Regions from separate parts of the Homo sapiens genome. Here regions 2, 3, 4, 5, 6 and 7 are each linked to region 1. Evidence: chromatin loops called from intact Hi-C (ENCODE). Cell type or tissue: PC-3. All regions are shown on one strand. Each heading gives the region's core, and the rest is flanking DNA. Links, peaks and the distances in the headings are about the cores only. Region 1 has its middle 93 kb from the start of HEMK2. Region 2 has its middle 110 kb from the start of LINC01695. Region 3 overlaps LTN1 (listerin E3 ubiquitin protein ligase 1). Region 4 holds the start of LINC00161 (long intergenic non-protein coding RNA 161). Region 5 has its middle 4.8 kb from the start of ADAMTS1. Region 6 has its middle 16 kb from the start of HEMK2. Region 7 holds the start of HEMK2 (HemK methyltransferase 2, ETF1 glutamine and histone H4 lysine).

Region 1 (4,434 bases), core at 199-4,198:
GTCACTGAATGAATAAATACTTCTGTAGCTTCCCTCTAACTTTAGGAAAAAATATTAATGAAGGAAAAATGAATTCTGGATTCATTGAGAACATTTTGGAAATAGTTTAAATGATATTGCATATGTGTGTATTCTAAATGCTTTTTTGTATTTTCTAAAGAATATTTTGACACAGGAAGGGGAACATCACACTCTGGGGACTGTTGTGGGGTGGGGGGAGGGGGGAGGGATAGCATTAGGAGATATACCTAATGCTAAATGACGAGTTAATGGGTGTAGCACACCAGCATGGCACATTTATACATATGTAACTAACCTGCACATTGTGCACATGTACCCTAAAACTTAAAGTATAATAATAAAAAAAAGAATATTTTGCAAATAAAGTAAAAGAAACACCCTTGATTGACAGTATTCCATTTGTGAGCCAGTGGTTAGACATAGAAAATGATGGATTAGGGACAGCAGGTAGACCAAGAGTTCCCAACCTTGGCTGCATGTTAATATTACCTCAGTTGCTTTTTTAGAATCCCAATTCCCAGGTCACACCCCACACTCATGAAATCAAAATCTGTGTGGGTAGAACACAGGCATCAATATTTTAAAAAGTGATTTCATTATGCGATCAAGGTTGAGAATAACAGATATGACTCTAATTCTTCTCTTGTCCCATGGAATAGTGTACAGAAAGCTACATTTGGGACAAGCAATGGATAAAAATTCACCCTGTGTTTCTGAGATGGTGGGGTATTGTTCCTCCTGGATAAAGAATCTTTCACCTTTTTCTACACTGTGTTTTCAACTGGGAGGTGAATAAAGTGGAAACAAAAAATAAACATAATTCAAAAAAAGGGTGAGAGAGTGGGGCTAAGGTAAGCTGAGTGTTCAATATTTCCTCTTCCAACAAGATTCCTCTTATCATGCTCTATTTGACATAATCTTATAAAAGTTAATGTTTAATAGAAACATACAAACAATTTTAAGAAATCTCTACTAGCATTTTGTGTCAGGGAAGGTCAAAACTGAGACCCACTACTCTGGTGTCTTCTGCTACTGGATTTATTTGTGCCTGGGTTGACCATGAGGGAGTCATTGGCAACTTTAAGCAGCAGTAGGAGGATTGGCCAATCCACTGTGCCCAAATTACCAGAGTGACTCCATCTTGAATAGGGGACGGGGAAAATGAGGATGAGACCTGCTGGGCTGTATTCCCAGGTTAGGCATTCTAAGTCACAGGAAAAGACAGGAGGTTGGCAGGACTGTTATCACAAGATACAGGTCATAAAGACCTTGCTGATAAACCAGGATGCAGAGAAGAAAAAAAAAGAAAGCCCACCAAAGATGGTGGCTTTGGCCAAGATGGCAACGAAAGTGATCTTTGATCAACCCCACTGCTCATTATATGCTAATTATAATGCATTAGCATGCTAAAAGACACTCCTACCAATGTCAGGACAGTTTACAAATGCCATGGTAGTATCTGGAAATTACCCTATATGGTCTGAAAGGGGAAGAATGGTCAGTTCCAGGAAATGCCCGCCCCTTTCCTGGAAAACTCACGAATAATCAACCCCTTGTTTAGCATATGATCAAAAAATAACCATCAAAATGCCAACCAGCAGCCCTCTGGTTGTTCTCTGTATGAACATAGCCTGTTCTGCCTATGGAGTAGCCTATCTTTTATTTCTTTACTTCCCTAATAAACTTGCTTTCACTTTATTGTGTGGACTTGTCCCAAATTCTTTCTTGCTCAAGATCCGATACCCCTCTCTTGGGATCTGGATCAGAATCGCTTTCTGGTAACAAAATCTCTTAAGCCCCCACAAGTGAGAGGGATGAGACTTAGAGGGAAAAGCTCAGGGACTCCAAAGACTATTCAATGGAAGGTCCTCTGTGCCCTGCTCTTGCGGTTGTAAGAAACAGAGTCCCATGGTCTATCTCAGATGATGTCTTTCTGGGTGAATACTTGGTACAATAAGAGAAATGTGACTTCCACAAGAATCCCCAAATTGTGAAATGGTCTAACTCAGCAACAGCTGTGTATTGAACCTCTGCCCCTAGAGTGACATGGCAATGCTCCGTCTTGCTTTCTACCTGCTCAGCAACTGCTGAGCTTATCAATACTGCGTCTTCTCTTCCTCATTATGCCTGCTTTCTCAAGAGTACAGCTTCCTATGCCTTCCTAGGGTTCTCACTGTTTTTCATCTCCATCTGGATCTTTTCAGCATTTGCTCCCAATGCCCAGGTAAATCAGGGGCACCTAGGCATCAGTATCTTCTAAAGCTCCCCAGAGGATTCAATGTGCAACCAAGCAGATAACCACTGCACCAAAGAACAGTGGGTACAAGTAAGGCAACTTGGATTTATAATTACCACCTTAGCCCAAAAGGAAGAAAACTGGAGAAGGTAACTTATAATGCCTGGGAATTCTGTTCTCCTTGCATTTTATTTTAATTCAGTGTCTTGTTTCTCTATCTATACAGCACACATTTATTCACATGGATTTTAGTATTTTAACTGTGTTGTACTTAAAGGAAAGCAAACATGCCTTCTGAAGTGATGGTCTTTGAGCCACTAGTCAAGAGATTGGGGCTCTCTAATGAGCCAAGACTCCCATCTAGTGGTAACCACCTCTGAATTGCAAATAGAAGGTTTCTCAACTTTTATTAATGACAAAACTTTTTGGGAAGTGGCTGGTCAATTTCAATAACTCATTTGCCTAAAACGAAATGCACCTATTTGTCAAAAGACCTTTGCCACTTCCAATCTGTGTGTGTAAATATCCCCGGGATAAATTATTGCTATTTATTTGAACTTATGAAGGAAAACCAACTTCACTTCACGATTCTGTCAAATAAGTGTGTTTTAGTGAATTCAGAGGTTGTGTGACTGATAAAAGTAAGTGGTTATTATGAAATAGTTCATACACATCCAAAGTGAAATGACTAATGATAAAACCTTAGAGGATGCTGTGAGGTGAGTGGTGGTCCCTGAAAAAGTATGTCAGCATCCCAATCCCCAAAATCTGTGAATGTGACCTTATTTGGAAATGGGGTCTTGGTCCATATCATTATTATGTTATGTTAAGAATCTTGAAAACAGATCATCCTGGATTATCCAGGTGGGCCCTAAATCTAACACAAGTGCTTTATAAGAAGCACAGAGAAGAAGAGAAAAAACAGGGAGAAGGAGTCAAAGGCCATATGAAGACAACAGCAGAGATTGGAATTAATGCAGCCAGAAGCCAAGAGGACATCTGAAACCACCAGAAGCTGAAAGAGGCAAGAAATCTCCACTCGAGCCTTCGGAGAGAACATGGCCCTACTGACACCTTCATTTCAGACTTCCAGCCTGAAGAACTTTGAGAAAATAATTTTCTGTTGTTTTAAGACATCCACTGTGTGGTAATTTGTTACAGCAGACTTAAGAAAGTAGTATGGTTTCCTCTTCCTTTCTTTTCAGTACACTCCTTCAGAAAACAAAAATAGCATATTTGGAAATGACCTAGGTACCTAAAGTTTTTTTTAATAATATACATATAAATTCATTGCTCTACAATATTATAGGATGGTATTCAATCAACAGCATAAATACTTCACTGTCTACCTACAATTTTCAAAGGTATTTTGGATAGCAAACTTTTCATTTCAGAAGTTTTTCACTACAAATACCTTAACTGAAAGACTAATCAACTAAAATTCTTCTTTCTAAGATAGAACATGAAGCAACAAGAGTTTTGCCTAAATATGGATGAGTGTAATGAGAATAACTCAAATTTCATGTCCAGTTGGGACAGCACAGTCAATTCAACAGGAATGTTTATGAGTTGTTTATCATGTGAAGTATTTGGAAGGTATGCAAACACTAAAAACAACAATGTCAATACAATTAAATGGAGGCATTCATAAAACTGTTGTTCAGATCAGCAGGTAATCTTGTAACTGCATATTTGAGAATTTCAAGGAAGGAAATGTACAAATAATCAAAGGCAGAAAATTCCCTTCAGGAAATGTGGTATCCACATATTGTATGACAAGCTTGCTTTTACTGAATAATGCATGAAGATGTCTGTTTTAAATCGTTCACTGACTACAGAGTTGACAAATAACCACTGAAGAACAATGGGACTGGGCACCAGATGCCTTTGTTTCATATCTGACTCTGCGAAGGCTGTTTCTTTCCTAGGGAACTGGGGGTTCTATGTAACATGAGACTCAAGCAAAAAGTGTGGATTCTGTGGTATGCTCATGGGATGGTTCCAGTAAATGTGCTGATAGAATTCTGGGGCCCAAGAGTTGACGATGGGTGCCATTAAAGTCCAGACCTGGTGCCGTAGCACTTTGATGTGTCAAAGGCTTAGGTTCTGCCATTTTTCTGAACAAATATATTCAAATAGAACACTACATAAAAATGTAAAGGGCCTTGTAGGGTCAA
Region 2 (4,434 bases), core at 204-4,203, 460 kb before region 1:
CAGTGAGCTGTCATAGCACCACTGCACTCCAGCCTGAGCAACAGAGCAAGACCTTGTCTCAAAAGAGAGAAAAAAAATCATCTGTCACTTTTCTATATATGACAGTCCATATACAGTTATCATATATTGACCACTCTAAATCTAGCCTTCAGATAATCTGACTTTGTTTTTAAATATAAATTGTGCATTGGCAAATCTAAATCTACCTTTCAAAGTACATATAGTTTTATTTTTTTAAGACACTATCTGATTATTAACAAATTTGAACAAATTTGTCATGTGGCTGAGGATGAGGGGCTGGGAGAGGGGAGTGGAACTGCCCCTACACCAGATCATTTGATAGTATTTGTGAACAAAGATCAATGTCAAGTAAAAGGACCTTTTTCTCCACCTGGTCTATAAAGGACCCACCAAGGCACCTGAAATTCCCTTGCTCCTGTGGGACACTAGGAGCTGCTGTCCTCTTTCCTACTTCAAAGCCCCCTCCACCTGTTTCCTCTGGGATAGGGGTAGAATTGCCATAATGTTAAGCAGCAAAGGAATTGTCCAAAATAATCCCCTCTTCATGTAAGGTGGCCAAAACAGGCCCAAAACTCATTGACCAGGCTGCAAGGGGGAGGTAGAAACACATGCTCTGTTATCCCTGCTCTGTGTAAATTAGGTAACCTGATGATGAAGTTAAGAGATTGGGAGCTGCCTGCATCACTACCTCTGCCCATTGGAGAGGTTGGAGCTCAAGGGAGCAGCTGCTGACTGAGAAAGAACAAATGCCCCACTGGATTCCCCAGTAATCAGTAATTGGTATGTGAGTATTGATCCCCTCCACTGAAGCTGATTCCTGGTACGTCCAGGGGCTCTCATTCACCCAATGGATGGTCCAGTCCTGAAGGACACTACCTCCTTTCACTCCCAAATTAAGGAAGGATTAGCATTTTTCAGATATCAGAAATTTAACTCTCCTGATAGTCTCTAAGTCTATTGTTCTACTTCCAGACATTATACCTCTAATTGCCTTTTTATAAACACTCACTATTAATTAAAATGGGGGCTGTCTATAGTTGTTCAATCATTGGCCAATTTTTTGGAGTTCTGTTAATCCTAAAGCTTCCAACAATCTCTGCTACAATATAAAAATGTTTAAATATTTTGAAGGTGGCAGTGTCTAATAAATATCTAATAATTGATTTAGTACTTTCAGATAAATTCAATAAAATAATTCTTGCATTATGTCTACTAGAATAATTTTATTATAGTTATAATAATTCTTAAATACTAGCCTTTCGAAGGCATGTGATCTTCACATCATATTTTGTTGCTGTCTCTTCCATAACGGTATGATGTTTTAACATATTTGTGTGATAAATAAAATTTAATTTTTTAGATGAGAAAATCTGGTGTCAACATATATTTCACTGAAACAATGGCTGAAATTTCACCTGAAACAATATATTAAAATGATATCTGTTGAGTGTATCCTTTCTAAATTCAAATATTAAAACCACTATTGCAACTTGTTAAAATGTAAAAGTAACTCAGATTATAGAAAGAATTCACTAAATGATGCTCTAGTAACTTACTAAAGACATTTTTAATGAAGTCAATCAATATTTTCACTTATCTTTATGAGAGTTCCAAAAAGCTAGCATAATGAGCTTTTCACAATATATATTTTGTTTCATTATGCATAATATCACCTTAATGTTTGTGGGAATTTAGTGTTTCAACCATTCCTCTTACTATGTGTTGCTGTTTAGAAATGTTTCTAAATTTTAAGTTAGTTAAAGATCAGTGATTTAAAAGGAGCAATTCTGCCACCTTGTGTTCTGTAAAACCAGGATAGCTGCTTGCTTCCGGGAAATCGCCAGTACTTTCTTATCAAACTTGAAAGCTGTAACTCTGAATCAGAATTCTAGAATGATAATCAGCTGTGCCCGTCCCCCTGTTTATTTTCTTCCAAGTTTGCATGTACTGATCATGGAAGCTGGTTACTTAAGCTGTACCTGTGCCAGAGTTAGGACTCATTCCTCAGGATTTCTACTAAGGTTTGTAAAGCCAAACAACAAAACTTTAATTGCAACCATATGTCACTCTGTTTAAATTTTATTTATATATATATATATATATATATATATATATTTCAAATTTAGGATATATGTGTACATCAGAATTACTGAAATGCTAGTTGATACTCAGCTATACAGGTTATATTATACTGTTTCAAAACAATAATAAGAACAACACAAAATAAGCTTACAATGTTTAAAAACATACAACTTTTAAGAGGTAAGAAAAGTTGCTTGTGGTTTTTTGAAGTCAGATAATTAATAGAAGAAAACTTTCAAACTTTTGGTAAAATACAACTTTTAATCAGAAGATTAGAAATTAAACAGAAAAGGACCTACCGCTAATAAGGAAATAATCATTAACCTATTGATGTGTCTCTTTCTTATAACGGAAAGTGCTAGGAATACACAATACATTGTTTAAAGTTTTGCAATTTATCATTCTTCCCTAGAAAGGCAGAAGATGAAATGCCATCAAAAGCCTCAACTTCTGAGTCTGTCCTTCTCTTGTAACTTGGATTACTGAACTCTTTGTATCATCTGTTCCCTTTGTGGATTTATTTTCAAGAGAAAAATATACGTTAGTCTTCACAGGACTAAACTTTTTAAGTCTACGAAAAGGCTTCATCAGAAATTTATATACTTAGTGGTTGGAGTGAAGAGAGAGACCATCATTTTAATCAGATTCTCAAAGGCATCTATGTCCCCACCTTCCCAAAAGGATAAAAATTACCATAAAAAGTCTCTGATTTGAATTACACAACTCTATTCCCTATGAGTAAATCATAAAATTTAGGTGGCATGTTACTGCCATCTTGTGTCTAGTGAGTATCTCTTTCAGTTTCCATTAAGTGTGCTAGTTGGAGTGATCAATAAAGAAACATTCTAAATTCAACCTGTAGGATTCTGCAGGGACTTACATGAACAAAACATGGAAAAACAATGAACTTCAAGCTATAGGTCCCTTAAAGCATTATTAGAATTATTGTCTAAAAGAGTTTTAATAAATTATAGGGCTGCTCATGATTAAAGATTTCTCCTTAATAGTTTTAGTCTTAAACAACTCATACTTAGAGCAGGAATTAGAATTGGCAGGAATCTCATAAGAAAGGACACCTAGATAATAATTTTTCTGCAACCGAAGGCAAGGAAATATCACTAATTCATTGAGATGTTGCAATTAGTTTTTAAATCTTGGATTCTTAAGGTGAATTTCTCCAAGTTTCTGAGTATTCCACCCAACATGTGCCAAACTTCAAAACTTTCTAAAGTTTAGGCATTTCAACTTGAAAAAAAAATTTTAAAGCACAAACATAAAAGGAAAATGCTGTGATGTATTACACAAAATCAGAATAATTTTTCAGCATTGTGATTTTTAGTTATCTGGCCAAACTGTCTGTGTTGATTTCACATACAATTTAAGAACTAAAATTGCTTTTTGAACACTTATGTATAAAAAGTGATTGTAATTCTAAAATAATCCAGAAATTTAAGAAATGGAGGATTAGTTACAGACATCAGAAAGAAAACACAAAAGTTCCAATGCTAACCAGCCAGTCCAGCATGAACTTTTGAATATTATCAACTTCCCAACTGCATGGGAAGATGATTGGAGAGAGCTGGCAACTGCTTTTGAGTAATAAGTATATTTTGGAGCTCAATGGAAAGAAGAACTATTAATTTTCTTTCTCACTAGTGTGACTACAAAATTCTTAGTTGTAGAGGCATTCGCAGATATTATGAGGGTATTTCTAGCTAACAAATAATTTCTAGTTTAGAGGGAATTCAAAGTAACCCTTTGGTTAAAAGAGGATTTGGAAGCTGGTCTTGAAGCTGATTTTGAATAGCAGGGACACTGATCTGGTGACTTTGTGGGGAGAGCATCACTTAATACTGCTTTTGATAGATTGAAAACTGCTCTTTGAGAGAGGAAGAATTTGATCTCATGATATAGCACTTCAGTAAAAAAAAAAAAAGCAGAAATAAGTAGTATAAAAATAAGCACCAATAAAGTTACCTTTTCAGGAGAAATTTTCTTCATATTATATTTTTATCTGGTTGGGGGGGTTGGGGGTTGGAGACAGATGAGTTTAATTCAAATTCTCCAACTGACAAGCATTACTCATATTATCTGGATCAACTCACGTTGTTTGAGTCTTTGATCATACAGCTGGCTTCCTAAACATGACAGGATTTCCTAAGACTCCTAAGATATACTTCTAACAGGACCCTCAGTTAAAACAAATCATGCACGTTTCCAGGATCTGTTTCTGAGCCACTCAGATTCTTCTATTAACAAGCATATCTGAAGTCAGTGCCCTATACCCATTTTTAGACTCTCTTACCCGAGGGCAGCCTACCTCTCTGAATT
Region 3 (4,434 bases), core at 206-4,205, 150 kb after region 1:
TATGCTTAAATACTTTTGGTAAAGCATCAAAATATCTGCAACTTACTTTCAAGTAGATCAGCAGAAAAAAAGTAAATACAGAGAAAGTATGTGCAAATGTAGCAATATGTTAAAAGATGTATGTAACTTTTTTATCTAAAAGAGTATGTGATTTTCCATTGAATTATTCTTCCAACTTCATTGTTTAATTTTTCAAAACAAAAAGTTAGAGATTTTTAAAAAATTAATCACCAATATCAATGGACTTTTAAAAACACACATATACGACCCAGCAATCCCACTCCAAGGTATACAACACAAGTGAAAACATATTTCAACACAAAAGCTCGTACACGAATGTTCACAGCAGCTTTATTTTCAATAGCCAAAAAAAAGGAAACAACCTAAATGCCCATTAATGGATAAACAGATAGATAAACAAAATGTGATAGATCTACAAAATGGAGTATTATTCAGCCACAAAAATAAATGCAATACTTATGATACATGCTTCAATTTGATAATCTTGAAAATAATATACTAAAATAAAAGCCAGACACAAAAGACCAGATATGTGAAATGTCCAGAACAGGCAGATGCATAGAGACAGAACACAGTTTAATGGCTGTCAGGAGCTGCGGGGTTTGAGAGGAAATGGGAAGTGATTGCTATCAATTACAATGGGATGTTGAAAAGGTTCTAAAATTATATAGTGGTTAACAGTTGCACAACTCTGTGAATACAGTCAGCCCTCCACTTCCATGGGTTCCACATCTGAGAATTCAACCAATCGCAGATTGAAAACATTTGAGGGGCAAAAAAAGTGATTTAAAAAAACCAATACAACAATAAAAATACTAAAAACTTTAATACAGTATAGCAACTATTTCAATAGCATTTACACTGTATCAGTGATAACTAATCTAGAGATGATTTTAAGTAGTATACAGGAAGATGTGCATAGGTTAGATGCAGATACTATATGCCATTTTATATAAGGAACTTGAGTATTCGCTGGGGTGGGGGTCATGGGAGGGAGCCTGGAAACAATCCCCAGCAGATATCAAGGGATGACTATATACTAAAAACACCAAACTGTGTATGCTAAGTGGGTAAATTTTATGGTATGTGCAATATCTCAGTAAAGCTTTATAAAACAGACACAAAAACATACACATGTACATATACAACTTTTTCCAGTTCAATCTGATTTGCTAGTTTTTTTGAGAAAAAAGTTAACCCATGATTTAGGAACATTTAAAGTTTTCCGAAGAAAAATTCTGTTTATTTCAGGATTCATCTAATTAGTATTACTTAGTGGGTTATTCTGGTTTATCTGCCCACAGCTCAGTTCAAGTTTCAGACTCAATAATAATAAATGCTGCCGTATAATTTTGCACCCTAACCCAATCCCAGCTTAATGAAAAAGGTGACACATGGCCATTTTCCTAATTTCTGAATATAAAATGAGAACAAAACTCTTATACACAAATGCCTCAATCTGCTGCTATTTTTTAAAGATCAACAATATTTTAAGAAATTGATGTAAAAGCCAAATAAGGAGCTCTTGAAATATATCATCAGCAAATAAAACTAGCTTAAGTCACAAAAATAAGTGACAGGCCTAAAGAGAAAACTAATCTATTTAACAGCTAGATCAATGCTGCTTCTGTGATTTGACTTTTCCCCACAGATATACAAATGCAAAGATGCAAAAATTGATATCTTTGTACCAGGGTATAGGGTATGAGCAACAACATAAATTATAATTTAAAAATTCCAAAAAGTCACATTGGAAATGAATGCCATGAATACTTAATCACACTAAATGATAAACTAAATCTTTTTGTATTGACCTGTCAAAAGAAGGCACATATTTTATTAGGCTAATTCAATCAAAGATTGACAGAGATTTGGATCTTCCTTGTTCTTTTTGAGACAGGGTCTGGCTCTGTCGCCCAGGCTTGAGTGCAGTGGCATGATCTCAGCTCACTGCAACCTCCACTTCCCCGGCTCAAACTATCTTCAAGTGGGGATCCTTCTAACAGAAAAACTAGAGAGATCTTTCCAGTTTCTTCTTGGACAAGGTCTTACTTCCTAAACATGAGACAACAGAGACATCTAGTGGCTGCTAGAATAATTTGGACAAAATATTTCAGATATTTTCACCACTTAGGTAACAGTTTGAATTATTACATAGGTAATGTTTCACAGATCTCTCTCCAAACAGTGATTTTCAAGTAAGGTAAATTTCCAATGATGTATTAAGTTATATCTCCACAACAGAGTGACAAACTGACTCCCTCCGAAAAAAAAACAAAAAACACAAGATCCAATTCTTTTGAAATCATTACTATGATAGTACAAAATTAAATTATATAAATATTATTTCCTGAAATAAAAGAACCTGGTGACTACATTCAGTTAGAAAAAAGTTGATCTGGCCACCTATCAGAGTAATTACTTTTGCTTGGAAGGTAAGGTATAAGGGACAGGAGTAAACTTATTAAGCAGATGGAAGTTAGTTGGATAAAATGAGATTAGGCTGGGCGCAGTGGCTCATGCCTGTAATCCCAGCATTTTGGGAGGCCAAGGTGGGTGGATCGCTTGAGCTCAGGAGTTTGAGACCAGTCTGGGCAACACGGTGAAACCCCATCTCTACAAAAATATAAAAATTAGCCAGGCATGGTGGCTTGCACCTGTAGTCCCAGCTACTTAGTGAGAAGATCGGTTGAGCCTAGGAGGCAGAGGTTGCAGTGAGCCGAGATTGTGCCACTGCATTCCAGCACAGGCAACAGAGTGAGACCCTGTCTCAAATAAACAAAATAAAATAAATTTTAAAAGATGAGATTAAAACATAAGGATTTTCCTTTTATTAAACTGAAAGGAAGGTATTTAGAACAGTATCAGAAGCATATTAGGACAGAACTATCGAAAGTTGTCACATATTTATTTACCTGTGATGATGCAGCTTTGAAGAAAGTTAGTATTAATTTCCAAGTGAGAAGGTATCCCAGAACATAACAGAAGTCTTCACTCAGTGGTTTAATAGTAACTATCTGTCCAACAGGAATACACCCCAAAACATTTTCTAGTAAGTCCTCTTGAATGCTAAGAAGAGACATCAGTGCTGCTGGTGGTGACCTAAGAATCAATGATTAAACACCACAAGTTTTCTTTATAATTCATTCCTTAACAAATTGACAGTACTTGTAAACTTCAAGCATTTTAGAAAAATTTCTCTGTTTTCCAAAAAACGTTTTAAAAATTCCCCTCTATTGAGCCAATTTTAACTCCTAATCTCACATAACAGTAAAATAAAAAAGACATATTATAGCACTTGAAGGAAAGACATTTTTAGAAAACGTCTCTTTCAATTTTCTAAGTGAAAAAAAATCACACACCCAGAGAAGCCAAATGATGAGTCCAACGTCTTTCAGTTAGTAGGGGAAACTGTTAGGGATTCTAAATCCTACCCGGCCTTTTATCATCTTATAAAAGACAAAGTGAAGATTAAGACTTCGAACTTTGTCACTTCATTCTAGTTTCTATTTTATTGCATATTATCTACTTAGTACTATTAAGAAATATCACAATGATACTATTAATCGGATAAACACAGAAAATAATTATGTGCCTGTTTAAAAAATCATGATTGTAATCTTTTTAGGAAAATAAATGTACCATTCAGATTAATTCACAACAATGTAAGTTAATTTTCTTCTTTATTGAACTACTCTACTCATTTATACTTTCAGGTGAACTTATGAGATTCTCAAAAAGTAAAATACTTAACTCTCTTCTCCATGATACTCTAGCCTGGTTCTCTCCTTTCACTTCTGTGATCGTTCTTCCCTTGTGGCTTCCTTCTCCCAGCCCACAAGTACAGGCCTTCTCCAAACTTCTGCTCTTAGGTCTTTTCCTTCAACACCTCCATCTCATGTACCCAGCCTTCTATATTCCATACTGATAGTCACTAGATCTTATAAAATACCAGCTCCAAAATCTCTCCACTTTTCACATTGCCCTCCATGCATTGTTATTTAACTTCTGCAATCAGCTCCACCTCTGCTTGCTTCTTTTTACAATTCATGTTTCACATTAGTGTCAGAATCGGCTGGTGGCGCCCTATCTCCTACCAAGTAATGACCAAATCCCCCCAAAAAAGTCATTTTTAAGGCCATTTATTATAGGCCAGGAAGCATTCTGGCCTACAGCATTCTAGCCTATTTCTCTCTCAGAAATAAGAGAGAGAAATTCCTGCCCTCACAGAACTTACATTCCAGTAAAGAAAGATATTATCAATAAAACTATACATTAAGTGGTAACTACTCAATATTCCCCAAGCACATCCTCACATTCATGACTCAGTGCCTTTGTACATGATGTTCTCTTAACTTATGTTGTCTTTCCTGTCCTGCAGAAATGCTACCTAACCTTAAAGGTCCAGTTTAA
Region 4 (4,434 bases), core at 214-4,213, 250 kb before region 1:
AGACTACTGGTCATCTTCCACATTCATGGGTTGTTGGCAGAATTCGATTGCTTACCTCTGTAGGACTAACACCTAGCTTTCTTGCTGGCTCTCTGCTGGAGGCCACTGTCAGCTCAGTTTTGAGAGACCACTAAGCCATTTCAGGCCAACAGAATAGCCTTGTTTTAAAAGACATTATAACTATGTGTCTTTCCTGAAAATATTGGTAGAGGTCATTCTTTTCATGCATTACTTGTTGAGTTATAAATTTAGTCTCTGCTTAATTTTTATAAAGGATTTTTAACAGCATTTTAAGAAAATATAGTATAAAAAATAGGATGAGAAAATTGAGGCAAGGAGAAAATAAGTACAGGTGAAATAATGCCCAAGGTGAACGTTATATCCCAAACTGCATAATATAAAATTCTACTATATAGCTGTCCTACATTTACAATCTAAGCATGCTATTAATAGTTAACAAAGCAGAGAAGGAAACTGACATTCCTTCAGAAAAGCTTTTTTCAAGCACAGAAACCTAATCGAAATTTCTTCCATGAATCCTCATGAAAAGGGCACCAAGTGGTAGAGTGAGCAACATTGCAACTGGCCTCCCTAAATAAATCCAAAGGCATAGTTCCAACACATAAACTCTATAAAAATATTTAATAATTGTATAAGAAAACAAAAATGTGGTTTAATTTGGCATGATCTAGGCATGGAATTTAAAATACATTAAAAAACGCATAGACTACAAATTCTTTAGTAAGTTATCCATGAATAGCATTACTCAAACTGAGTTTTTGATAAAAATTACATGGCAAAGCATTTTAAGTTACATTCTCTGGCTAAAACCTGAAGGTTATACATGGCATGTAGGGAATAGCTAGAGGATTATCATGCTTTGACAATCAAATAGGCCTGCAGGGATACTGACATCCCCTTATTAAAATGAGGAGCCTAACTAAGACTTGGGCTTGGATAGACTTTCATCCAATGACTGTATGGAGTTGATTCAAGGTAGTGACTTTGGGCAGAGCCAACATTTTACTCACTCCTGGGGCTGATGCAAATATGGGCAAATCAGTAAATGAAGGTCTAAATTCTCCATGAAAGACTATGGCTGCAAGAATTTTCATATAGAAAATGTTATGAACAGGTGTTACAAATAACCAGAGCACCCATTTATAATGTTGGTGAAGTATCCATAGAACAGTGACTATAAAATCCTGAAATTAAACTATGTTTGTCTTCTGATGATTCTTTACAGTAAATCAGAAAAGCATTGGTATAGATTTTTCTCCAGCCTACTTAGAAGCCAAGGAATAGAAAAATTTGTTTAGTTACATTGGTCCAGAGTTTGAGATTGTCAAGGTGTCATGACAAATCTACCATAAATTTCATAAAACCACCAAAAGGTATTAGATCTGGAGAACACAGCAGAGTTAAGAACTTGACAATTATGGTGAGGGTTGAAGGACAGGCAAAAAGGGAGCAAGATAATTTGAGTGATAAAAATAAAGGGTCCTTTTGTTAAAGTAGGAAATTTCTGGCTTTCAGTTTCCTAAGAGAATCAGATCCGGTGGTGAGAAATTTCAAGGTATAATCACACACATGAATGGCTAATGTGAAATTAAGGAAAGTTTATAGAGTAGAAAAGCTTAGGAATGGTGAGTCTAGAGTTGCTGAGGACTCAATGTCCAACAGCCAAAATATACTCACCTACTTCAAAAGAACTATACTCTGAGCTTCAATTATTTGCTAGTTGTTATTTCCTATTTACTTATGTAAGTTACTTAGTTAAACTGGTTTGAAAACAATAGCCAGCAAATAAAGTGCAAATTGTTTCATAACTAATACACTTTGTCAAGCTAATTGAACTCTACGTGCTAAGGACTTTGGCATCAACAATGATGACTAATAGCTGAAAAGGGAGATGAAGAAAAGTTAATGTGAGGGAAAATGAAAACTTGGATTTATAGTGTAGTCCAATTGACTAAAGTTTCAAAATAATATTGACATACTGATAGTAAATGGAAAAAACGAATGGTGGAGAAAGCAGTCACGATTTCACAGAAAACCACTTCCAATAGAAATACCATTTTAGATTGCTCATCTTCTAAATGAATGTTTAAAATGCAATTTTTAAGAGAAAGTTTTATTTCCATTGTGGTTACTAATGCATCTGAGTCACTTGTATATTCTTCTCCAGTGTGATGTAAAAAAGGCCAATGAAGAAATAAATCACTTTGATAAATACCTATGTTTAACAGAACATCTTAGGAAGGTCATCCTTAAAGACCACGTGTTAAGTTGGCTGAGTATCAATACAATGAGTATGCATTGATTCACAAGGAACTCATGTCCCTAGGGCTCCAGTTTCTAAGAGTGGTCCACAGTGGTAGCTTCAAGCTGAACTCTGAACGTGAAATGAAATCCTATGTCATTTGAATTTTTTCTTTTTTTTTTTTTTTTGAGACCGAGTCTCGCTGTGTTACCCAGGCTGGAGTGCAGTGGCGCGATCTCGGCTCACTGCAAGCTCCACCTCCTGGGTTCACGCCATTCTCCTGCCTCAACCTCCCAAGTAGCTGGGACTACAGGCGCCCGCCACCACGCCCGGCTAATTTTTTGTATTTTTAGTAGAGACAGGGTTTCACTGTGTTAGCCAAGATGGTCTCGATCTCCTGACCTCGTGATCCACCCACCTTGGCCTCCCAAAGTGCTGGGATTACAGGCGTGAGCCACCGTGCCCGGCCTGAACTCTTTTTCTATTCTCGAAATTGTGAGATCCTCTGACAAATTCTGCTAACAGTTCCAAGGTTTAAAACTGGGGAAGTTAGAGACATGTTATTATTATTTTTTTTAATTTCAACTTTTATTGTAGACACAGGGAGTACATGTGCAGGTTTGTTACATGGGTATATTGCACCCAGGTATTGAGCATAGTACTCAATGGGTAGTTTTTCAACCCACATCTCCCTTGCTCCCTCCCCTGTCTAGTGGTCCACAGTGCCTAATGTTCCCATGTGTATGTCCATGTATGCTCAATACCATAATCCTAAGTGAATTAATGCAGGAACAAAGACATGTTTTTGTTTTTGTTTGAATGCTACATCTGGGGCTGGCTAGGATTGAGAAGACACTATGTCTTGCTGATATGTCAGTCGCAACTTCAGCCTCTTTTGTGTGTGTGTGTGTAAAAAAGAAATCTTTTTTATTTATTTATTTTCAAATTATAAATTCATAGGGTACATATGCAGGCTTGTTACATGGGTGTATTGCATAATGCTGGGTTTAGGCTTCTAGAGAACCCATCACCCAAATAGTGAACATAGTATCCAATAGGTAGTTTTTCAATTCTTGTCCCCCTTTCCACCCTCCCCACTTTTGGATTTCTCAGATCTATTTTTTCCATCTTTATAGCCACCAACATGAGTCTTTTGATGAAATAATGTTTGGCTGAGGTCCACAACTTAAAACAACATTCCAATATAGATTCTCATGATCCCTGAAGAAGTGTGTCTGATGTGGCTAAACATCATCAAATGAGTAAGTCAACATAGTAAAAGAAAAGAACAGTTCTTTATCAGATTAAATGAGCGAAACAGCTAAATGTCAAGTGACAAAACATTGGGACTGACTGTATAAAATGCTAATAACATCTACCAAACAGTTTACATTGTGCTAAACAACTTATGCACATTATTTCTTTGATTCTTTTTAACACATGGTTGTGGGCTGAATGGTGTCTCCCAAGAAGTCATATGCCGGGATCCTGTCCCATAGTGCCTCACAACGTGACATTGTTTGGAGTTAGGGTTGTTGAAGATGTCATTAGTCAAGATGAGGTCATACTTGAGTGAGGTGGGTTTCTAATCCAATGTGACTGGTGTCTGTGAAAAGGGGAAATGTGGACACAGGTCCACATATAAGGAGAACACCATGTGAAGATGAAGGTAGAAATTACAGTGATGTGTCTACAAGCCAAGGAACACCAAAGATTGACAGAAAATCACCAGAAGCCTAGAGAGGCATGAAACATTCTCCCTCAGAGCCTTCAGAAGAAAGCAATCCTGCTGGCACCTTCATCTTGGACTTTGAGCCTCTAGAACTGTGAGGCAATACATTTCTGTTGTTTAAGCCACCCAGTTTGTGGCATTTTGTTACAGCAGCACTGGAATCCTAATGGATGCTGTATTAGATAAATATTTTAGGCTTAGGTAGGTATTTTTTGATCACTTCTATGCAATGGCTTGACTATTGTTCTATTTGTCCCTAAATCTGGTTCTTCAGCCTCCCCAGTGATTCTGTGAGCTAGTGATCATCCTTTAACAGCCTTTTTATGATTAAGTCACCCAGGATAGTCTCTGCTGCTTACATCTTCACAGGAAGAAGAGAACTGTAGACATGCAGCAGCCATCTTGTGGATATGAGGGAAGAGCCAAATAGACTACAAAT
Region 5 (4,434 bases), core at 307-4,306, 1.9 Mb before region 1:
GGGTTACTACAAATCCATTATAATTGTTTCATATTTCATGTTGCAGATACAAGTAGGGTTGAAAAAACAGTGAGTTAAAGGCAAAAGGATGGCCGGGAACATGGCTTTTTTATTCTCTGGGTTTCTATCCAGATTTCTGTTCTTTTGCATAATGACTCCAATCTGTTGTGCACCTGTAGTTCTGGGAAATGATTCTTTTTTAATCGCTTCAACAGAGACATGGATGTTGGAGTTGCCAACTACTAAGCTGAAAAACTCCATCTATGCTCAGAAGAACATTTAATCCACTTACTTTTTCTCTTTTATTTAAAGATTAGCACTCATCAGGCATTTGTGGTAATATGCAAATATATACATAGGACATATATGTATATTTATAAGCAAAATGTGAATTGGAAAAACATTTGAATGTAGAAACAAGACCACAGGAGTAAATTTGTACAAGGCACTAGTAAAAGTGACATGTAATATGGGGTTCTTGTAGTGAGTTTCATAATCCAATTTTTGCTCCTTGATTTGAATGGGCACCCAAAATAACACATGCTATCCTAATCCCTACTCCCCATATTTTGGGTTTTATTTTTATAGAATACATATGGGCTTATATAAACATTAATCTCAACATGTTCTAATTTACATATGTAAGCTAATTTTTATTTCTAGAGATAACAGAACAAAACTCAAAACATTTGACATAAAATTATTGGAACAATTAACAGTTTGACCTATTAAACACATTATTGTCCTCTATGAACAGAGGGACTGTCTGAAAAAAAGAACAAGTTGTCTGCATTTTAAAGTGAGAGATAAGCATCAAGGTGTCAATTTCTATTTACACCTTATGTGTTCTTATTTGTTTCACAGATTCATATGTTATAGACACAATATTCTATTCACAATTTTCACGACGTCTATACCAAAGTAAGTATTCAACAAGTAGCCATGAAATGAGGAAATCTGGTAATATACATGAGCTATTAGAATTGTTTTAATGTAAACATTGTCTAGAGAAACAACTAATGTGCATATTTCATAACCGGGAAATGCTTTTTATTCACATTTTAGTACCATAAGATTGACTAATTAGAAATAGGGAAGCTGTTTGGTATTAGTCCTACTTTTGGGAACATATGGTCTAAAGTAATATTGGACAAATGGATATTTTAATTGATCACAAATGAGAAAGTAGTTAGAAAACTTCTAGTTTAAACAGGTTATATACCCAGAAGTATTGCAAATATTGGAGACAGAAAAATTATTGTAGCTTGCATTTAGACTCAAAATTGATATTCCCTCCACATCATGCCCTCACAGAACTCAGAGGAGTATGATCTGCCAGATCGACTCCCTTTGTGTAACTGATGCAGAAATGAGACTCAAAAGGGTTAAGTAGTTTTCCCAAGATGTCATAGCGAGAGTCAAACTGGGGGCTTAGAAATGACTCTGACTCATAACTTTTAATCAACTGTTTTGACATTTTAACCTATCTAATTGTGTAGGAGGTAATTATATTGTCAGACTTTGGAATGATGTTGTTTCCAGTAAAGTTTTGTTTTAATTATAAATAGGAATTTTCCAGCAATAAAAAATTTCCACCTTAAAAGATTCTCAGACTTTAGTACATCTTTCTCCAAACACAAGGTGGCGATGGTCTACAACAAATGATGTGCGACTTGGTGTTTTTTTTTTTTTTTTCTTTCCTTTCCTTTTTTATTCTTAATAGTTCAAGTTAAGAATTTGCAAAAGTTTCACATCTTCTCAATCATGTTTAATAAATTCTAATTAAATATTCTCCTACCTCCTAGTATTATGGAAAATATTTTAAAAATATTACAATGTTAAATGAATTTATTCTTGAGGGCATAATAAAATGCGTTTTTAAATCAACTACTTTTTAATTATGTGTTTGTATTACCATAAACAAAAATCCAATTAAACTTTAAAGAAAGAAAACTGCCTCTGACAAAATAATACTGTGGACCGCTTTTATTCATTACATTTGAGAACTTCTTGTCATTCAAATGAAAAGATTAAGTACATTTGCAATCCACTAAAACAGATTAAAAACTCATTCATTTATTCAATAGATATTAAGTACATACAGTATGTTTAGTATACATTAATACTTGACAATCAATACTGGTTAACTGGTTTCCCTGGTTTAGAAATTTTCCTTAGCAACAACGTAAGGCTTAAAATGAAAAAAGAAAAGTGAGAAAATGTTCTACCACCAGGTGGTGACAAAAGATAAAATTTAAAATCGCTCTTAATGAGCACATACTTCATGTAATTCTTGAATACTGCAAATATAAGTGACTTCCGAATGTCATGTGAATTTAAAATCATATTCTAGGAATATTTTATTAATTAAAGCAAATTAATATTAACATATTATCTCTAGTTTAATAAGTGCTGGAATTGGAAGTGGACAGTTTTAGTCAGCAGGCGGCACTTGAGACCATGGAATAAGATATTTTAAACTATTTCACTACTGCTTTTTTTCCCCACCCGGCTTATAATTATTGATTGGCTGATTGAGATAGGAGCTGGTCACCTCCCTACACTTCCACTAGCAGGGATTTAATCAGAGGCTGAAAATCAATTGTCCTTTGAAAGTGATTTTTGCTAAAGATCAAGAGCAATATTTGGTTATATCTCAGCCTCTATCCTACAATATTTATCATTTTATAATGCTCTTTTGTGTAAGATACAATAAATCTTATTAATAACCAAAAACTGAATTATGAATTATTGCAATTCATTGGCCATCTACTTGGGCAATTACAATGGTTAGTAGCTCAGAAGCACTGATATTTGAGCACTGTATCTTCAGATTCCGAGGCCTGGGTTAGGATGCTTGCTGCTGGAAACACTGGCTGGAAAGCTTTCTTGTTCCATGTGGCTCTCAGGTCACCCTGAGAACTGGACACACTCGTAATTGGTTGATGGTAGGCTTGTATATTCATGAAATGTTGATTGGAAAGGCCTAGACAATCTCTCTAAATACATAATTGGACAAGATTGTTGAAAGGATTAGAGTTGGACACTATTCTAAAGTGGCACAATGTCTAAGCATAGAGGCTGGGGGTCTTCCTGTTCCCTGCACTTAATACCCTGGGAGCTAGTGGTGGAGAGCCACGTAATCCACATTTGAATTCTGGCATTCTGACTGCTGCATCCTTACTTTGTGGCTTCAGGGAAGCCATGGATCATCCCTGAGCCTCAGCCTCCTCATATGTAAAATGGAGATGACAACAATCCTGACTTGAAGGATAATGCACCATTGTATTTGCTTCCTCCTCTGTCTCTTCCTTCCTAGTTACCCCCTCCTGTTTCCTAAACTTACTTGCCCTTGCCTCCCCACCTCTACAGGGACTGCATGCACACAAGCCCTTTTCTCAGGTTGTGCTTTCTGGGCTAAACTGAGTTGAAAACAAAGAGCATCAGGAGATCTTCTAGATGGGACTGCTCACTGATCAGAGGGCAGTAGAACCCGTTTGCTGGTGGTGAATGGAATGGGACCGCCCCCGGCATGCAGTGTCAGTGCAATGACAAAGAGTCTCTGTGTGGGATGAGGTGGTAGTATGGGGTGAGAAGCAGGTTTATGCAGCAGCAGCGGCACTTAGACAGTATGAGGAAAATAACAATTGAAAGGAACATGTCATTGGATGGGTTTTTGATAGTTGCTTCAGAGCAGGGGCTGGCAAGCTATGACCTTCAGGCTGACCATCTGTTCTTGTAAATAAAGTTTTACTGGAACAAAGTCACAATCATTTGCTTATGTATTTTTCATGGTTGCTTTCACAATACAAAGCAGAGTTGAATAATTGCAAAAGAGAGCAATGTCCACCAGTCCAAAATATTTGTTATCTGGCCCCTTCAAAAAAGTTTACCAGTGCCTGTTTTGAAGGTTATTTTGGAAATACAGAGATTATATACAGAGATTACATCGTTTTCTAACTTAATTTGAAGACATGCCATAAAAGTCACTTTTATCTCCTGCAATCAGAGAGCAGACGATGCTGAAAATCTAAAAATGTATAATCTTATAGTTGTTTTATATTAAAGTTAGGGTCCTAATAGAAAAACTATGGGATTCTGATACATAAAATGCAGACATTTGGATGGATGAGCCCCAGATTCTCCTAGACCCTGCAGAGGCAGATGTCACCCCCTTGCTAGAAGAGAACACCCTTTTTTGGCCTACAGACTGTAAAGTTCTCAGCAGAGGCAGGTGCCTCAGAAGGATACTTGTCCTGCTCATCTTCTGCCCCATTTCCCCCTCATTCCTAGCCTCTTAAAGTCTAAAATTTCTTCGGGAACTTTTGTTAAGAAACACTGACCATATGTATTAGTCAAGATTCTTCAGAGAGATAGAACATATGTATTTAATGAGATTATGAGGAATTGGCTCAGACGATTATAAGGCTGAGA
Region 6 (4,434 bases), core at 205-4,204, 77 kb after region 1:
AGTTTCACTGTTGGCAGAAAAAAACAAGGCTTTTGGGTCAGAGACAAGGAACTTTATTACTCATAGTATTCATACAACAATTAGCATGAGCAACAGCATGTTTCATCAGTTTCCCCTTGCCTCAAGTCTTATGGGGGTAACATGGATGGGCCCAGATGGATCTGACCTCCTTGGCCTCCCACAGTGCAGGGATTACATCACGTCCAGCCTCAATTTTCTTTATAATGCCTTTTGACGAACAAAACCCTTTACTGCAACTGGATTTATCAGTCTTTTAGGGTCTGTGATTCTTTTTTATTTTATAGATACTCTTTCCCATTCCATTGTCATAAAAATATTCTCCTATATTTTTTCCAAATTTAAAATTCAACCTTTTTATTTACAACTTAATCAATTTTAGTGGACTTTTGTATATGGTGTGAGGTAAGAATCTAATTTCATTGTTTCCCTTTGTGTATAATCACTTATACAGTACTATTCCATTTGTTCTGCAGTTCCATTTCATCATATACACATTTCTATATATGTACATGTTTCTTTATGGACTTTCCATTCTGTTTCAGTTTATTTATCTTTGGGTCAATATAAAACTATCTTAATTACTGTTGTTTAATAATAAGTATTTGGCATCTGAGTAGCTCAAGCTCTCTCATGCTCCTCCTATTATCTAGGAGTGTCTAGGCTGTTCTTGGTCATTTGTTCCGGTTTTATGAAAAACACTTTTGAGATTTTGACTGGAATTTTACTGTAAGTATAGGAACAATTGGTATCTTTATAACAGTGAATCTTCCTAGTCATAAACATAAAATAACTTTCCATTTACTTAGGTATTTAAAATATCTTTTAGGCTGTGCATGGTGGCTCATGCCTGTAATCTCACCACTTTGGGAGGCCGAGGTGGAAGGATCGCTTGAGCTCAGGCGTTCAAGACCAGCCTGGGCAACATGGTGAGACCCCCGTCTCTACTAAAAATACAAAAAATTAGCTGGTTGTGGTGGTGCACACCTGTGGTCCCAGAAACTCAAGAGGCTGAGGTGAGAGGATTGCCTAAGCTTGTGGGGTGGAGGTTGCCGTGAGCCAAGTTCACGCCACTGCACTCCAGCCTGGGTGACAGAGCAAGACCTTGTCTCAAAAAACAAAAAAGTATTTTAATCAAATTGCATGTTAGTCCTGTACACGTTATATTTATTCCATGATGCCTTATTTATCATTTTTAGTCGTATTATTAAAATACATTTTCCTGCTTTGGGGGACTAACGCATAGAAATACAAATGATTTCTGAATATTGTTATTACAGGCAACCACTTTCCTAAGCCCTCTTATTATAATAAGTCAGTGGTTTTTTAAATATTTTCTTGGTAAATAATATCATCTGTTAGTGATGACAATTTTGTTCGTATTTTCCTATCCTTTTCCCTTTCATTTTTTTTTTTCTTTATTTTGCTGGCTAGGACTTCCAGTGAAAATGTTGAATAGGAGTGGTAATAGGTGGCAATTTTCTCGTTTCTGATTCTTATAGGGAATGCTTCCAGTATTTCTACTTTCAGAATATTTGCCACAGTTTTTTGTATACAGACCATGTTGGGTTAAGAAAGTTCCTTCTCTTCCTAGTTTGCCAAGTGTATTGAATTTCAACAAACGTATATCCACATCTGTTGAGGTGATAATGTGTTATTTTTCTTCCCTTTAACCTATTAGAATGATAAATGGAATTTATAGATTTTTCTATTAAACCGTGGTTACATTCCTGGGATAAACTCAACTTGGTCACAGTGTATCATCTGTTTTATATATACTGCTAGATTTAGTTTGTTGAAGTTTTCTTCTTTTTTCCTCTATGTGAATGTGGTTGGCCTGTCACTTTCCTTTCTTATATAACCCTTATCTGGTTTTGTTATCAAGGTTTTTGTCTAACACAATTATTTAGGGGAAAGAATTATAAGAACCACTTCTTCTTCTTGGGCATACAGTTCAACTATATTGGAACCACCTGAATGAGCCCTGGCCACTGGAATTTGAAGTCACTTATGCTACTTCCAGGACTGGCTCGAAAATCTCTCATGCATAATCTTCCTCTTTTTTCCATATCCACGCTGACTTAGAGGTTACAGGCTGACTGTGATGGTGGCACAAAACAGAGGGATCCTCAGTCTCCGAATGACTAAATGGAATAGAACACTTTCTATGCTCTGGACAAAGCACATTAGATTATAAAATGCATAAGCAATAAATTTTTAGTGTGTCACTAATAAAGAACTTGGTACATCAGTTGAACCTCTGCACATGAGAATAACATAGACTGTAAGATCGTGGCCCAGTTCACATGAATTTAAAATAATAAAATGTATACCCAAGAAACTCTCTGGCCAACTTCAGAACTGGAACACTGCCAGTCCCTTTATGCTGTTTATCTGGGTGCCTGGTTCTCCTCTAGCCTTTCTCCCAGTCATCCTTACCTCCTCTCATCCAACCGGTTAGCACTAGCCTGAATTTTTTGTTTATCATTATGTTGTTGCCTTTTTGTTTGCTTTGTTTTGGTTTTCTCTTATACTAAAAGACTTTTCAAATATATTTTAGAACAGTTTTAGCTTTACAGGAAAACTGATAAGGAAGTACAGAGAGTTTTGTTGTAGACACAGGTTAAAAAACAAAAAAAAGTATGGACTTTACACAAACCTCCTCTCCCTGACTGCACAAACACAAGCACAGTTCCCCCCAATTATTTGCATCTTGCATTAGTGTGGTATATCTGTTACAACTGATGAACCAATATTGATACACTATTACTAACTAAAGTTCACAGTTTATATTAGGGTTCACCCTCTGTTCAGTTAATTTTCAAAATGTCATTTCTTTTTTTTTTGAGACGGAGTCTTGCTCTTGTTGCCCAGGCTGGAGGTGCAATGGCATGATCTCAGCTCACTGCCATATCCGCCTCTGAAGCTCAAACAATGCTCCTGCCTCAACCTCCCGAGTAGATGGGATTACAGGTGCATACCACCACACTCGCTAATTTTTTTATTTTCAGTAAAGATGGGGTTTCATCCTGTTGGCCATGCTGGTCCCAAACTCCTGACCTCAGGTGATCTGCCTGCCTCAGCCTCCCAAAGTGGTGGGATTACATCGCACCCAGCCTAAAATGTCATTATTTCTTCCTTGACATATGAATTGTTTAGAAGCATGTTTTAAATTTTGTAAATGTATGGGGACTTTAAAATTTTATTTTTGTTATTAATTTATAACCTAAACACTTTATAGTCAGAGAAGATTAGCTATATCATATTGATTCTTTGAATTTTACAGGGACTTACTTTTGGTCTAATACGTAATTATGTTTGTAAACATCCCATGGGTGCTTGAGAAAGAATATGCATTCCCTGATTGTTAGTTTCAGAGTTCTATATTAGTCTATTATATCAAATTCACTGCTATTGTTCAAATCTCCTCTTTGCCTTTTTGGTCTCCTTGATGTAGTACTAATTGAGACAGACAATTTGAAATCCTCCTGTATGATCAATTTGCAAATTTATACTTGTATTTTTCTTTATTTTACATAGTATGAAGCAATTTTCCTGGACACAATTTTAGTAAAGTGTAAACCTTTATCATTCTTTAGTGTCTGTATTAGTCTGTTCTCGCATTGCTATAAAGAATTACCTGAGACTGGGTAAAGAAAAGAAGTTTAATTGGCTCACGGTTCCACAGGCCGTACAGGAAGCATGGCTGGGGAGGCCTCAGGAAGCTTAAAATCAGGGCACAAGGTGAAGAGGAAGGAGGCACGTCCACATGGTTGGAGCAGGAGGAAGAGAGCGAAGAGGGAGTGCTACACACTTTTAAACAACCAGATCTCGCTAAGAACTCACTATCACGACAACAGCAAGGAGCAAGTCTGCCCCCATGATCCAATCACCTCTCACCATGCACCTCCTCCAATACTAGGGGATTAAAATTCAACATGAGATTTGAGTGGGGACACAAATCCAAACCATATCAGTGTCCATGTCTATTCCTAATTAGCTTTTAACTTTGTACTCAGCGTATTAATTTCTGAGAGCTACTGTAACAGTGTCACCAACTGGGTAACTGTTTGTTGTAAAACAAACACATCCTCTCACAGTTTTACAACTGTTTGTTGTAAAACCAATGCATTCTCTCACAGTTCTTGAGGCTAGGTGTCTGAAATAAAGGTGTGGGCTGGACCATGCTCCCTCTGAAGCCTTGAAGGAAGAATCCTTGCCTGCCTCTTCCAGCCTCTGGCAGTTGCTAGCAACCCCTGGCATTCCTTTACTCATTGACTCATCACTCCAACCTCTGCCTCTGTCTTCATATGGCCCTATGTCTCTGTTTCTGTGTTCAGATTTTCCTGTTCTTACAAGGACACAAGAGATATTGGATTTAGGGCCCATCCTAATCAAGTACAACCTTGTCTTAAC
Region 7 (4,434 bases), core at 326-4,325, 93 kb after region 1:
GACCCTGACCCTACTTCCAGGCATATTTCCACTCTGAAAAAAAAATAAATAAATATTAGTATAGTAGAATCAAAATACTCTTCACAGAAAACTCTCATGCTAGTGTTATTTCTAGCATATATATTTCTCTAGCATCATCACTCACCTGCAAATATATGAAAATAGAAATTTATAATTTCTGACAACTACTTTGTACTTAATATTGCATAACTCAAAATTACTAATATTTTGGGTACGTAATATAAGTCCATAAAAGTTATCTATTACCAAACATGGCTTTCAGTTAATTTCAACAAACCATTACATTAAAAAGTATGGAAAAATGTTAATCTAGGGTTGGAAATATTAATGTGAAAGACATCATTCCTTCGCACAAGGAGCTCCTAGCTTAGTATTTCCTAAAATAAAGTTTGTATTATTACAAAATTTATTTTTGAAAAAAGTTCCTCTATCATTTTTAATACCTAACATTCATAGAGCCATCAGTATATCCTAGAGAATTAAAAGGTCCCCCAATAATAGAGCAGGACAAAAATTCTTTTTCTGGACAGCTATATGCTAATTGGGAAAATAGTATCTGATCTTTGAATGTTAACCATCTTAGAATGCTGTTAACTATAAAATCTTCATTCTACTGTACTTTATCTTTCCATTAAATTTATTTTCTTGCCTATAATCTTGGAAGTTGCTTCTTTTTTAGAGACAGGCTCTTGCTCTGTCACCTAGGCTAGAGTGCAGTGGTGCCATCACAGCTCACTGCTGCCTTTAACTCCTGGGCTTGCTCAAGTGATCCTCCCACCTCAGCCTCCCAAGTAGTTAGGACTATAGGCACGAACCACAGTGCCAGCCCTCTATAATGTTATACATGCATCAAAAGCATAAATCATCCCCATTAAAAAGATCAGCTTGATGGCATTTAGGGAAATTTTTAGCACTGAACTCCCAAAACAACTACCCAGTGACAAGCTCCAGAGGTTTTAAACTTTTGGAACCAGTCTACACATCTGACAAGTCTTTATTAGGTGGTAGTAAGGTCTGAGAATCTCACCAGGTGGCTTCTCTTTGAAAATAACTATCATGGTCTCATAAATAATTAGAATTCCAAACTAGAAATAACCCAAGACTTTATAACAAAATCAGCTCCTTTTACAGCATACTTTGCAGTGCAATTTGTGCTTGTAAATCTTTCTGGGCTATCTTGAGAAGAAAAGACAAGTTATAAAACAGTACTGTTCCACTGTATATTCCAGTAGATCCAAAAGTTCCATCATCTACAATGAAAGACTAGTTTAATAAGAGCTGGGACATTTTATACTGGAGAAATATGACCAAGTTTAAGAGGGATAAATAAATACAATATAGATCTTTGAAACCTGAAAGCTGTTTGTTCCATCCTGAGAAAACCCAGTTCATCTTATCTTCAAACAAATCTAACAACCCAAATTCCTTACATTTAAAAATCACAATGTCAGTATTCATTCCTTCTGCTATTAATTTAAAATTGATGGCGATCACTTCAATAAATCCATTTAAATAAAGTGCTAGGGTAGACTATTGTCTGCTAGCTGCATGTAACTTTTTTTTGGTAACAATTAAATGAAAAATTCAGTTCCTCAATAGCACTAGCCACATTTCAAGCGCTCTGTAGCCACATGTGAGGACTGGCTGGTGCTAGAGTATGCTATTCAGTGGGTTTAAAAATATTTCCCCACTCCAGTAACACAACTTTCTTTCATGTTTGTTAAGGGTGCTTTCTATGTGCTGAGTAAATCAAATAATACCATGCAATTTTAATATGTAATACTTTAAAAATATTAATAAGCAATGTTTCCGGAATATTTTGTTTCCAAACGTGTTATACTATCGCTTCTCTCAGGGACATGTGTTCTTCAGATTAACAGGCGACAGGAAAAGATACGCCTTTGCATGGTAAGCAGTCAGGGAGCTCATGAGACAGAGCAGCCCCCTGGCAAAGGAGATGCGTCCCCGGCACACTCATTACTTGTAGCTACAGGAAAATTCTCAATTACGGCGTCCTGGCTGTCAATCATCTGCAAGTGGACCCCGCCTGCTCCGGCTCAGGGCGGTGATAGTCACCGTTCCGGCCCTCCTCCACCGCACTTCTTCAGAAAGCCGCAACCCTTTCCCGTCAGAGCCCCTCCCCTCCTCGCACCCTGCCAGTTCGGCAGCCGCTGCCTCCAGCGCGTCCAAAAGCAGAAACGTGTCCTCCGCGGGCTCGTACACGTCGCTGAAGGCGCCGCGGCCCACGTGCCCGTGGAACGGCGTAGCGAAGTTCTCCCCTGCCATAGTCCTTCGCTGCGTTCCATGCGCGTGCGCAGGGCGTGCGCATGCGCATGCGCATGCCCTCACCCTCATGCGCAGGCCTAGGAGTGGGGCTGGCGTCCCGGGCGACCAGTGTGTTGTTGTTGGGTCTTAATTCTAAATTTGTCAGTGGCTCTCCTTGAAATTGCTAAGTAGACAGTTGTATAATCCGTGACTATTGACATTTGCTTTCTTCTTTGGAACATTTAAATTTTATTCTGTGAACTAGAACCTGATAGTGGGCATTCTGAGTTGTTTTTGACTAAGGTGAATGTTCTTTCTTCATTCTAATGATATTTGGAAATTCTGTTTTATTCCTAGTTTGCAAGGATTTGAAAAAATACATAATAAATTTTACTGTTTTTTTGTCAGCTGAACTTTAAGCTTTACGCTATAAAGATGAAGACTTTCCTCGTTTTTTTACTGTACTTTATAAATTGCCTTCCTGATGAATCATGAATGCACTCTTTTTATAAACCTTAAGCAAGATGATGCGGTTTAATACACTGCTGAATTGGGGAGGCTAATAATCTGGCTCCGTTTTTTTTTACCAAGATTACGCTACCCTCGTTATGTGAGTTAGGACACTGTTTCTGGAACATTAGGTAGAAAGCCTTAAAACTGGCTGGGCTTGGTGCCTTTTTGAGTGAATGGATCTTTGATGTTTTGGAACATCTGTAAGTTATTAGACTATTCAAGTATTTGCATTCTTTTTGAGTCAATTTCTGAAATTTGTTTCGCAATGAAACATTTTTACAGCTCGTTTTTTAAATTTGAGAAATAAAAATACAGAAAAGTATTTGAGGTACAAATTTTATTTTATTTTATTTCTACTTATGTATTTTTTTTTTTTGGAGACAGAGTCTCGCTGTATCCCCCAGGCTGGAGTGCAGTGGCGCGAGCTAGGCTCACTGCAACCTCTGCCTCCCAGGTTCAAGCGGTTCTCCTGCCTCAGCCTCCGGAGTAGCTGGGATTACAGGCGCCTGCAGCCACGGCTGCCTAATTTTTGTATTTTTAGTAGAGACGGATTTTCCCCATGTTGGCCAGGCTGGTCTCAAACTGCTGACTTCAGGTGATCCACCCGCCTTGGGCTCTCAAAGTGCTGAGATTACAGGTGTGAGCCTTTAACGCACCCGGCTGGGTTACAAATTTCAAAACCCCAAGTTTTAAACCCAGAAATGACAGTATTTTCTCATGTTTCCTTAAAATATTTTTTAAATACAAGAACTAAAATATTACAAATAAGATGGATGTTCTTTCTCTATTTGCCTTCAGTTTAATTGTGTAACATTCTCTCCAAGGCTCTTATGGATTTAGTGTATGTCCATCTAATCCATGTAAAAACATGGATCTTGTATTTATACGTTTATAAACATTCATATCTTTATAAGCAACATACGGTGTATTTTAAAATTTACATAACTGGTACTAGGTTGGACATATTTTTCAAATTTCTTTTTCAGTCAACATTATATGAGATTTATGTTTTGATATATGGTTAGGTTACTCCTCTTAACTGCCATATAGAATTTTATTATGTAAAAATATGAAAAATATATATATATAGAAAGAGTTGTACTTGATCTCCTGGGTTCAAGCGATCCTCCTCCCTCAGCCTCCTGAGTAGCTGGAACTGGAACCATAGGTGCTCTCGCACCCAGTATTAGGAATATACAAATGTCTTTTTATCCAAAAATACAAAATAAATTATCTGTAGGCATGGACAGTGACAGCAGTAAAACATTATATATTTTGTCACTTGAAACCAGTAACTGATTGTTATAGTGATTTCCTAAACATCTGCTAGCCTTTTCTTCAGTCGTTTTCTCCAGCTGACTTCTCTGAAGTTATTGGTGAGGAATACTGCCTTGGGCTTCCTGCCACAGTTCATTAATTAAAGTAAAACGCTATTCTAATCATTAGAACTTGCCATTTCCCATAACACCTCCCGTTCCACCCATTGCACCCAATACAGGGTCCTTCTCTTTTTTTAGGAATTTCTTTGACTACAACTTCTGCTGTAGTTAACAGGCCACCCCAGCAGCATCCAGTAAAGCACTTCTCACAACCTTTGTTTTGTCAATAATTCCTTTTTTCCACCATATTCACAAA

What was found. Peaks named below come from ENCODE experiments on the same cell type or tissue, not always from the same donor. Only the 100,000 strongest peaks of a DNase experiment are listed, where the experiment ranks them.
Region 2: it touches region 1 in a loop (4-fold over the local background); 7 of 110 quality-filtered maps call a loop at or near these places.
Region 3: a loop joins it to region 1, with 5 times the contacts of the local background. A loop is called at or near these places in 6 of 110 quality-filtered maps.
Region 4: it touches region 1 in a loop (4-fold over the local background); 4 of 110 quality-filtered maps call a loop at or near these places.
Region 5: it touches region 1 in a loop (7-fold over the local background); 6 of 110 quality-filtered maps call a loop at or near these places.
Region 6: a loop joins it to region 1, with 6 times the contacts of the local background. A loop is called at or near these places in 2 of 110 quality-filtered maps.
Region 7: it touches region 1 in a loop (9-fold over the local background); 2 of 110 quality-filtered maps call a loop at or near these places.

The regions. Positions count from the first base shown.
Region 1 is chr21:28,790,626-28,795,059 of GRCh38, forward strand. It overlaps a transcript of HEMK2 not described here. Among named protein-coding and RNA genes, the nearest start is that of HEMK2, 93 kb to the right of the region's middle. In PC-3, for the core only: a CTCF peak has its summit at 2,625 (motif pointing left); no DNase peak of the experiment used is centred there; H3K27ac peaks cover 882 bases.
Region 2 is chr21:28,334,634-28,339,067 of GRCh38, forward strand. No RefSeq gene overlaps it. Among named protein-coding and RNA genes, the nearest start is that of LINC01695, 110 kb to the left of the region's middle. In PC-3, for the core only: CTCF peaks have their summits at 1,802 (motif pointing left) and 2,897 (motif pointing left); DNase peaks (open chromatin) are centred at 1,858 and 2,888.
Region 3 is chr21:28,938,284-28,942,717 of GRCh38, forward strand. It overlaps LTN1 (listerin E3 ubiquitin protein ligase 1), which reads right to left. Exons shown (of 30, transcript NM_015565.3): 25 at 2,937-3,123. Among named protein-coding and RNA genes, the nearest start is that of LTN1, 52 kb to the right of the region's middle. In PC-3, for the core only: a CTCF peak has its summit at 2,101 (motif pointing left); no DNase peak of the experiment used is centred there.
Region 4 is chr21:28,535,689-28,540,122 of GRCh38, forward strand. LINC00161 (long intergenic non-protein coding RNA 161) reads left to right here and starts at 3,630. Exons shown (of 2, transcript NR_026553.2): 1 at 3,630-3,840; 2 at 4,365-4,434. In PC-3, for the core only: no CTCF peak of the experiment used is centred there; DNase peaks (open chromatin) are centred at 2,293, 3,463 and 3,773; H3K27ac peaks cover 4,000 bases.
Region 5 is chr21:26,847,986-26,852,419 of GRCh38, forward strand. No RefSeq gene overlaps it. Among named protein-coding and RNA genes, the nearest start is that of ADAMTS1, 4.8 kb to the left of the region's middle. RefSeq lists an enhancer at 4,356-4,434. In PC-3, for the core only: CTCF peaks have their summits at 1,620 (motif pointing right), 2,290 and 2,495; DNase peaks (open chromatin) are centred at 1,646 and 2,216.
Region 6 is chr21:28,867,554-28,871,987 of GRCh38, forward strand. It overlaps a transcript of HEMK2 not described here. Among named protein-coding and RNA genes, the nearest start is that of HEMK2, 16 kb to the right of the region's middle. In PC-3, for the core only: no CTCF peak of the experiment used is centred there; no DNase peak of the experiment used is centred there.
Region 7 is chr21:28,883,039-28,887,472 of GRCh38, forward strand. It overlaps HEMK2 (HemK methyltransferase 2, ETF1 glutamine and histone H4 lysine), which reads right to left and starts at 2,329. Exons shown (of 6, transcript NM_013240.6): 1 at 2,174-2,329; 2 at 1-33. The coding sequence starts at 2,307. It also overlaps the pseudogene HSPD1P7. RefSeq lists enhancers at 1,628-2,187, 2,183-2,242, 2,188-2,746. In PC-3, for the core only: no CTCF peak of the experiment used is centred there; a DNase peak (open chromatin) is centred at 2,193; H3K4me3 peaks cover 1,892 bases; H3K27ac peaks cover 1,050 bases.